Regions from separate parts of the Homo sapiens genome. Here region 2 is linked to region 1. A link is a loop called in an ENCODE intact Hi-C map of the cell type or tissue named here. Cell type or tissue: endothelial cell of umbilical vein. All regions are shown on one strand. Links, peaks and the distances in the headings refer to the core of each region. The heading gives the core; the rest is flanking DNA.

Region 1 (4,406 bases), core at 77-4,076:
TCATGCTATTATCAAAACTCTCTCAAACAGCTGAAACTGTAGGTATGTGACAGTTAAGCCTTCTGTGAGGCACGTTTATCTGGCAGGAAGAATGCTATCAGTTCCCTTATTATTATCCTGTGCATTTCAGTTGCGTTTTTGTTAATGAATTTAAATTAATGCATTGTTGAGATATCTAAAATGACAAGGCAAATGAAGGGTCACTGTTAAAATTTTAACCTCAATACTATCTACACTCGATTTAAAGATATGGCTTTCCTGCTTCAAAATATTTATCGGGAAAATTTACCATTGAGTTTCTGAAAAATGTAAAAAGCTATACAAGAATTCACACAATTGGTAGTCTCTATAAAAGCTTATACTTAGTCCTTCCCCTGTGGACTTACATGGAGGTAATGAAAAACAATATTTCTTCCCAGGCTAGAGCTGACATAATTGCTAATGTTGAAGTCTGAAAACATATTTTATCAAAATAAGGAGCTGAAAGTGGAGATTTTTTAAAAAAATACTACATGACCCTCTTAATTTTCATTCCATTAAATGCTGAAAAAAATCAATGTTTAACAAATGAGAAAGGACAGAGTTAGACCTATTTAGAGGAGGGCGTGTTAGAGTTGAGGGTTTTTTTTTTTTTTTGAGGAAAGAATGAATAGCACTCCTGTTGCTGTGCTTACTTCCTATGCCTATTTTCATTAGTAAAAACAAAAATGAAATTAGATTACTCATGATAAAAAAAATGGCTCTTTGGTTTCTAGAAAAATGGCTAAAAACACAATCCTTCTAGTTTTTGAAAAACCACACCTGTTAGCCTCAGCCTCTGAAGAAGCTTCACCAAAAAATGCAGCAAAGAATCCTCTCTTATGCTTAAATACTAGATGAGCACAAATTAAAATGTGTCATTAAAGTAATTAACCCAACCAAATCCCCCTGACTGGCACAAATAGAATGTGAAATTGTGAAAATTTTTGATGTCGTTTGATTTGTGGCTGGAACTGACTTTGATAGAACAGCTTCAAGGTGAGTCATGGTCATATTTCCCATGTGTGCACTCAACACCAAACAGTCCATTCAGTACATTAAACTTCCTCAAAACAATCCTCAGTGCAAAAAAATGAAATGTTCTTAATTGGGCTTTTCTCATAAGTTTTCCATAGACACAGATTTTGAATTAATCAGTGCCCCAGTCTGTTCCGTAGGCTAAGTTGTATGGTAGCTTTGTAATAATATTAATAATAAATAACAGTAACAACAGTATCTAACACTTAAAGAATGTGTATGATATGCTAGGTACCGTTCTAAGCCATTCATATACGTATATACATGCAGACACAAACATGCACATTATATATCCATATCTACATATATCCACACACATATGCGTATAGTCTTTAACCCTTGATGTTGGTAGATGCTATAGTTACCCCCATTTTGCAAAGAAGGAAATAGAGGATCAAAGATATTAAATTATTTGTCCAAGGTCACAAAGTGATGGGAGTGTTATTTAAGTCGGGACTATCTCTCACTGTAGTGCCTGTGTTATTTATTTTCTCATTATATTTCCCTTTGTTGGAGTCAACAGACCTTTTACATGTTGAAATATATTCATTTGAAGTTACCTGCACCACAAGAATTTCAAAATTCCATATGAGTTCCTTCAAAAATGTGGTCAATATAGTGAAGAGAAATAACCACAATAGAAGTGATATTTTCAAAGGTTCCATACAAAAATGTCTGGAGGCAGCCCCTCAATAATGGAAAAATATTGAGAGTTTAAAAGGTGATGAAATCAGGACCAACAGCAGCCAAATTTATATCCCTAAAGTTTCCCTCTCATATTTTCAAATTCCCCTTTCTACATTTGAAAAGCAAATTTTTAGAAGTGATGACAGAAGTATTACAGAGTCAGCCCTAATAGCAGCTGTCAGCTCAGATTAGCGCAAGTAAAAATTTCTGTTTCTTCTGCACATCTGTTGTAGCTTTGTTTTTTTTTTTTAAATCTGTGGATAGTGGGCTATAGCATGGTGTACGGTTTTTTTTCCCTATATTTAACGTATTTTCTGTATTTCCTTTTCATTCATTCATTACTTTCATTTCCTTTGCCTCATTTCCTGAAAGTTTTTCTATTAATGCATACTAAGTGATTGGCTCCAAGCAGGCACCAAAGAGTAAATAAAAGTATGAATGCTTGGCTTAAATAAAGGTTTATTGGGACTTAAAATATCTTGCCCTTATGATTTTTGTATATAAAAATTATTTTTTCTATATCATGCACCTCTGAGTTTTAGAGTGATTTATGAGAGCTATTAATTGCAATATTAAGATAAGCTAGTTTCGAGATGTAAATTTTGCTCTCTTTTTGTTAAGACATCTGTGTTTTTGGTCAGAAAACCATATCATCCTGTGTCATTTCCTTTATTAGTAGTTCGAAACAAATAAACAAAAACCAAGAACAATGAGCAAGCTAGTTGGGTGACAAAAGTTAAGATTTTTAGATTGCTTAATTTTGTCTTTGCCAAAGGGCTTTCAGTAAATGCTTTGAAGTGTGCGCACACTCGCACACACGCGCGCACACACACACACACTCAGTTCCTTATTTACATTTCTCACTATTGAGATAGAATGGAGCTTTATTTGGAATTTCTGCTAAAGGAGGTGACTGAATATTATCACCATCAGTTTCCTCTTAATTTCCTACTGGGATAGCTCTCTTAGGGCCAGCTGCAGCCATCATTCCACCACATGTGAGCTGCCTTGGGTCATGTGTGGTCAATATAGAGGAGGAATCACTTTAACAGAGGTGATATTTTCAATGTTTCAGATACAAAAATGTGTGGAGACAGAGCTGGTAATGGGAAAATATTGATTTGTGAGTTGAAGCTCATCAGGACTGATAACAGCCACCTTTACACCCCACGAAGCTTTCACAGAGTTTGGCTTCTGGCCAACTCTAGCTCTGTCTGGAAGGCAATCATAAGGAATGGAAAATAGAGGGGTTTATACTCAGACTTTAAAAGTTCTCAAATTCCATTCCAGATGGCACCAGTGATTTGAAACTTGTTTCTACAACATCTGAGCCTCAGTCTCCTTATCATTAAATTTGGAGTAAAGCTATGTATTTTTACTTTTTTCCAAGGACTAAAATGAGAAGATGAAAGCCTGTGAAATTTTCTGGGCCTCTCAGCAAATGTTTCTGAGCCTCTCAATAAATATGTCTGTTTCCAGTTTTCTAGTAGTCTGACAACAATTTCCATTTTTAGAATGACAATAAAAATAGAAGGGTAGATACCGATAAAAATATATCTTTCTTGGGTCAAGACATTTACGTTAGGACTCTTCCTTTTGGAATTTGTGATGCTTTACATCAGCAGTTTTCAAAGTGTGGCCCACAGATGGCCTATATCCGAACCACTTGGGGTGTTTGGTAATAAAGTCAAATCACCTGTCTCTATCCTGGACCTAGTGAATAAAGAGTCTCTCTGAGGAAAGCACCTGGGTGAATATGTGTTTAGCAACTTCCCCAGGAGAAATTTTCCCTACACTAAAGTTTGAGAAGGATTGCCTTACCTTATATACAGTGCTTAATACTTTATAAATGATAAATCACTTACACACTTATGCTGTCATTTGACTCTCACAGCAAAATTGTTAGATACAAAGAGCAGACACATTTCCTTTTTATAGATGGGGAATCTGAGACTCAGAGAAGTTTCCCCCACAAGGTTACAAAGACATTAAGAAGCAGGACTGTATTCAGGGTTTCCACCCCAGTTCTCTTTCTACCTCATCTCACCCATTCTTTTTCTACATAAGAAGATGCTAGCTGCAGATAATTTGGGGCATGCAGGTGAGTCTATACAATACTTTATTCTATAGGCAATAGAGATAGAACAAAGATTTTCAAGTAGTACAATGACTTAATCAGATCTATGAGGCAGCCTAGGGGATGGCTTGGAGAGAGGACAAACAGGAGCTAGGGAGTGAACTGGGAGACCGATGTCCTTTCTTCCACATCAGTAATGTTGACTAGGTTATTCATGCCAAAAGTTTTCAAATAGCAGTCTGAAAGGCACCAGAAATGAAATACTTTTCATGAACAATACATAGTTATGAAACCTCAGAAAATGGTTCTTTATGGTGCTTATTAAATTTTAATCACATTAACATGGCTCAATACTTTAACGGGTTGTGAACTCCCTGAAAATAGAACCATGTTTCATTCATCTTTGTATTCCCAGAATCTAATTTTGTGTTGGCTGTATAGTATCATTAAACATGTTCATTCTTTATTTAATGAACTTTAGTGAATAATAAAAACATTTGTTTTATATTGACAAATGATAATTATTTTGAATATACATAGTTCATATTTTTACATGCTTAATATATATCATCATATAGCCTTAGGC
Region 2 (4,406 bases), core at 234-4,233, 110 kb after region 1:
ATGAGACCACCATGGTTTCATTCTTGTGGGGAGTTAGTGGGTTCAGAGAGGGCTTCTTGAGAGGGAGAGGCAGCGTGTGGCACACACAAAAAAACACAACCGTGCGAACTGGCAGAAATGAGAGTCATGCCGCAGATGCTAAAAAATGTCTGCTGGGGTCAGATACCTCCATAGGAAGCCCAGGTGGGCCGCAGGTGCTGACAGAGAAACGTGTGACACAGGTAGTGAACGATGGGTGAAGCAAGTGATTTTACGGCATCCTTGCAGGAAAGGTCCTGGATGGCTGATGTGTAGTCTTCTCTCCAGGAAAGAAATACCCATTATGTGATAGGGGCAGCATTGCTGGGCTTTGATGGACTTTCCCTCCTCCTCCTGGCCTTGTTTCTCTTTAGTTTTCCAACTGATATTTTGGACAGCTTTGGGCTGCAGTGACAGGAACATGGGAAGAGGCCAGAGCCTGAAATCTTGCATATAGGAATGCCTGGAATTGTAATCATGCCCCCTAACCTACACGGGGCATGAAAGAGGGGGGCAATAGTGTTCAGAGCAGTCTGACAAATAGTGCTGAGTGAGAAAGATATTACTTTTCTTCTCTCTTCCACTATGAAGAAAATCATTCTTATTTCTCGTAAAGAGGAAATTCTGTGTAGCCTGGAATTACCTCCCAAGCACACTTTTTCCTTTCAAAGACATCCACTTTTGTGCTTACTGCCATCTTTGGCCTTGCTTCTCCACTGTATGGCAGTACAGAGCAGTCTGCCTTTAGACTAGTTCATTTGGGAATCTGAGCTGGGTTTTTCCATTGGCTAGATGTTTCTGGCTAGTGAGTAAATTATTTATTTGTCACATCAGTCACCTAGTAAAGTAGCACTTGCTTTTTAAGACTGATAGCTTCAGTGTGCCAAATAGTACCCAGGGGTTCCAGCTCCTGCCAAACAAAGAATAGTTTAGGAGCAAAGGGAATCTGGCAGATCCGATCAGCCCTACCTCCAAAATTCATCTCTGGTATGTCTCCTTATTTCGGGTCTGTGCAGTCACTGCTATGATTGGACAGGCCACCTGTGTCTGGATTGCTGTGACTGCATCTCTACTGGCCTCCCAGTTCCACCCTTGGTCCTCCTCCAAGCTATTCTCTGCTCGACAGCCAGGCATTGTATCTCTTTCCTATCACTGCTGTATTAAATTTGCCACCAATTTAGTGGCTTAAAACAACATAGTTCTCGAGGTCAGAAGTCTGCAAGTAGTTTCACTGGACTAAAACCAAGGTGGTGACACGGGTGCACTCCTTTTGGAGGCTCTAGGAGACAATCCATTTCCTTACCCTTCCCAGCTCTAAGAGGCTGCCTCATTGCCTAGGCTCATCACCCTCGTTGCTTGCTTCAACCTCTGTCTGAAGGAACCCTTAACTTGGCCACTTACATCCTAGAACTTCATAGCACATATCATACTCTGTAGTGGATTATCTATGTGTTTATTATATCTCTCATTAAAATATAAACCCGATGAGAGCAGGCATCATTTTGTTCTGTTTACCAACAGTATTCCCAATGCCGGCCATGATACCTCGCAAATATTTGGCATCCACCAAATATCTATGCATTGAAAAAGATAGCATGAGGATCTTAGGGAGGTCAGCATAAAGCATCTCTCTCTGCTTTACATGTCATTGGTTTCTGCATCCAAACTTGGCTATAAGAATCATAATTGGGTCAAATTGGCAGGAGTTTCCAGTTATAGAATCCACCATTTTTTTCAAAGAAGCCAATGTTAATCATGTGACTGCTGGTAATTGGACTAGGACCTTTTATTACTTCATTCTCAAATGCCCTGGTGAATCAAGCATTCCAGCTCCCACTTAATGGAATATACTAGGGCTTGTGTTAAGTAACTTCTTAGATTTACAGTGCCAGCAAATAGTAGAGTGGACTCTGAATACAGGTTACATGATACCAAGTGCACACACTATAGGAGTATATACCCTTGAAGACATGAAAATACTGTTTAAATTTTTTGACATCCTGTTATTTCTTAGTAATTTTATGTGGCCCAATTATACAAATTCCATTTACATATACTACAAAAGGGCTACTTTTATAGCTGTTTGTTATAGTCCCCTAATTTTATACTATCAGCTTCATAAAAATCAATTAATATCCTAAATGTTAAAGGCTAGTGTTTTCATTATTTTAGTCCTTAGATGTTTGTTTCAGGCTACTTGTCTTAGTAATCCTTAATTAAATTTTAGTTTTTATCTAAATTCAATCAAGCTTTTGAGTAATGATAACATTTTGATAACAGTGATATTAACAGCAATCAAATGGATCCTTTTTTTTTTTTTTTTTAATTCTAGGGAGAATGCCATTTAGGCCTTCTTTGTGAACCAGAAAAAGCTATGCCTAAGTTCTTCTTGTGAAAACTCAAGATACACAGTGCCAAGGGCTGTGTGTCCTATGAATCAGCAGGAAATTCTGGCTCCAATCCCATGTTGTAATATGGATTTCCTTTCATCTCAGGCAGCTTAATACTTTAGAAAAAGATCTCTAGAGGAAGATTTTTTCATAATTTCTTTTTAACAATTTTTTAAAAAAAATCCTTATTTTAATTCAGTTATTTTCTAGACTTTGTCATTTTATTTTTAATTTGTTCTTTGAAAAATTAAAGAATTTGTATACACAGTCTACATAATAGTTCATAAAAACAAGTGAAAACGCTATTGAGTAAACATTGCCATTTAAACTATTGGCCTTTGACAATCAATTAGAAATAAAAAGCACATTATCTAAATTGATTAAAACTTTGATATCTATGGTATGCACACCTCAGAGACTGAGCTATAAGGAGGCAATTATAGAACTTCTATTTTTAGATCTTTGTCTCAAATATAATAATAAATTAAGCTTTATGAGTATTTCATATATAGCATGTCCCTGGCATTGTCATGTAGTTTGTATTTCAGAGAGTCACAAGTTAGGAACTTGTACCTGAGGCCTCCATCTGCTGAAGGACAGAGTATGAGTCCCACAATATGAAGGTATTGTCTGTACAGCCACATGTTCACTTTCACCATTATTGCAATGTTAGTGCCTTGTTAAGTGGATTAAGAAATTATATTACCTTATGTTTTTAAAATCCCTACAATACTTTCTACTGATATGGGACAGTGATCACAAAAATGTTTTGCACAACACAGAGGTCTGATGGGTATGTTACAGGAATGTCAAACTTAAAGATGAATCACACACACATTGCTTTCTTTAATAATAATAATAATAATAAACAATCAAACCTCACCTACCAAGTTTGCTGACCTTTTTCTGCGATAACAAGTAGCTATCCATAGTGTGCTACAGAGCAGACAGCTGAAAAAATAAGGAGACTTATATGCCCCTTCCAGGTAAAGGTCACATTTTAATAATGGATGAGAAAGGAACTGCTTTTGAAAGAAATTCATGTTATAAAAAAAAGTATTTTGGGAATATTTCAATCATTAATAATTTAGTTGGCATAAATAGTGGGTTTCACCTATAAAAACATATTTCTACACACTTAAAGAGCTTGAAATTCTCAAATGTTTCAAATAACATATTCTGAATCCATTTCTCAGAAATAGTAAAACGTACCACTGCTTGGTTAGTTTGCTTGAATGAATGGACATCAGAGAAGATGGAAATTTAGTAGCCAAATTTAAATGACAAAAATGTGTTTAATTGGTGGATGGTATTAAAAAATGAGTACCACGATTTAGGAAGTGTAGCCAATAAAGCACTTCCATGTGGATGCCTGCATCTTTGGAAACTGTTTAGTTATGATAGCTATTAAAACTATGTAGGAAAAGAAACTAAATTCTGAACCAAGCCTTTAAATTCCTGCCTGGCAAAATGTTAAAGATGTAAAAAGTAATGAGATGTTTAATCAGTTGGTTTCAATTACAATATTTTTAGAATGAGAGACAATATGAAGGGTTTTTTGAACTTCTAATAACGTTTTAAATGCTTTATTTCATCTTTTAAAATTTATATTTTTGTGTAAATTTAGTAATACCAATATATATTAGACTAGCATATGAATGTAATTTATAAATAAAGTGCCATATATTGGGGATGCAGGCTAAAAATTTTCTGAAAGATATATATGTAATAAACAACCTCAGGGATCACTGGACTGGACTCCCCACTCTTAAACAATTAAACTGGGGAGATGGGATACACCTTTCAATTCTTTCTTAAAAAACTTTTCCAAAAAAAGAATGTTTAGAAAAATACTACCATTTATTATTTGTATTTAAAAAAGAAAAGACAATTTGATCCCAGAAAATTAGGAAGGATGTAATTGCAAAAGAAAGAATACACGATTGAACTGAAAATAATATGCTTATGAACAACTTAATACAATGCCCTTAATTATTT

What was found. Hi-C counts contacts between places; a loop is a spot of excess contacts. Peaks named below come from ENCODE experiments on the same cell type or tissue, not always from the same donor. Only the 100,000 strongest peaks of a DNase experiment are listed, where the experiment ranks them.
Region 2: it touches region 1 in a loop (2.8-fold over the local background); 1 of 110 quality-filtered maps calls a loop at or near these places.

The regions. Positions count from the first base shown.
Region 1 is chr5:103,355,865-103,360,270 of GRCh38, forward strand. No RefSeq gene overlaps it. Among named protein-coding and RNA genes, the nearest start is that of MACIR, 99 kb to the left of the region's middle. In endothelial cell of umbilical vein, for the core only: no CTCF peak of the experiment used is centred there; DNase peaks (open chromatin) are centred at 2,577 and 2,727; H3K27ac peaks cover 1,135 bases.
Region 2 is chr5:103,464,238-103,468,643 of GRCh38, forward strand. It overlaps the pseudogene PDZPH1P. Among named protein-coding and RNA genes, the nearest start is that of LINC02115, 76 kb to the right of the region's middle. In endothelial cell of umbilical vein, for the core only: no CTCF peak of the experiment used is centred there; a DNase peak (open chromatin) is centred at 2,474; H3K27ac peaks cover 809 bases.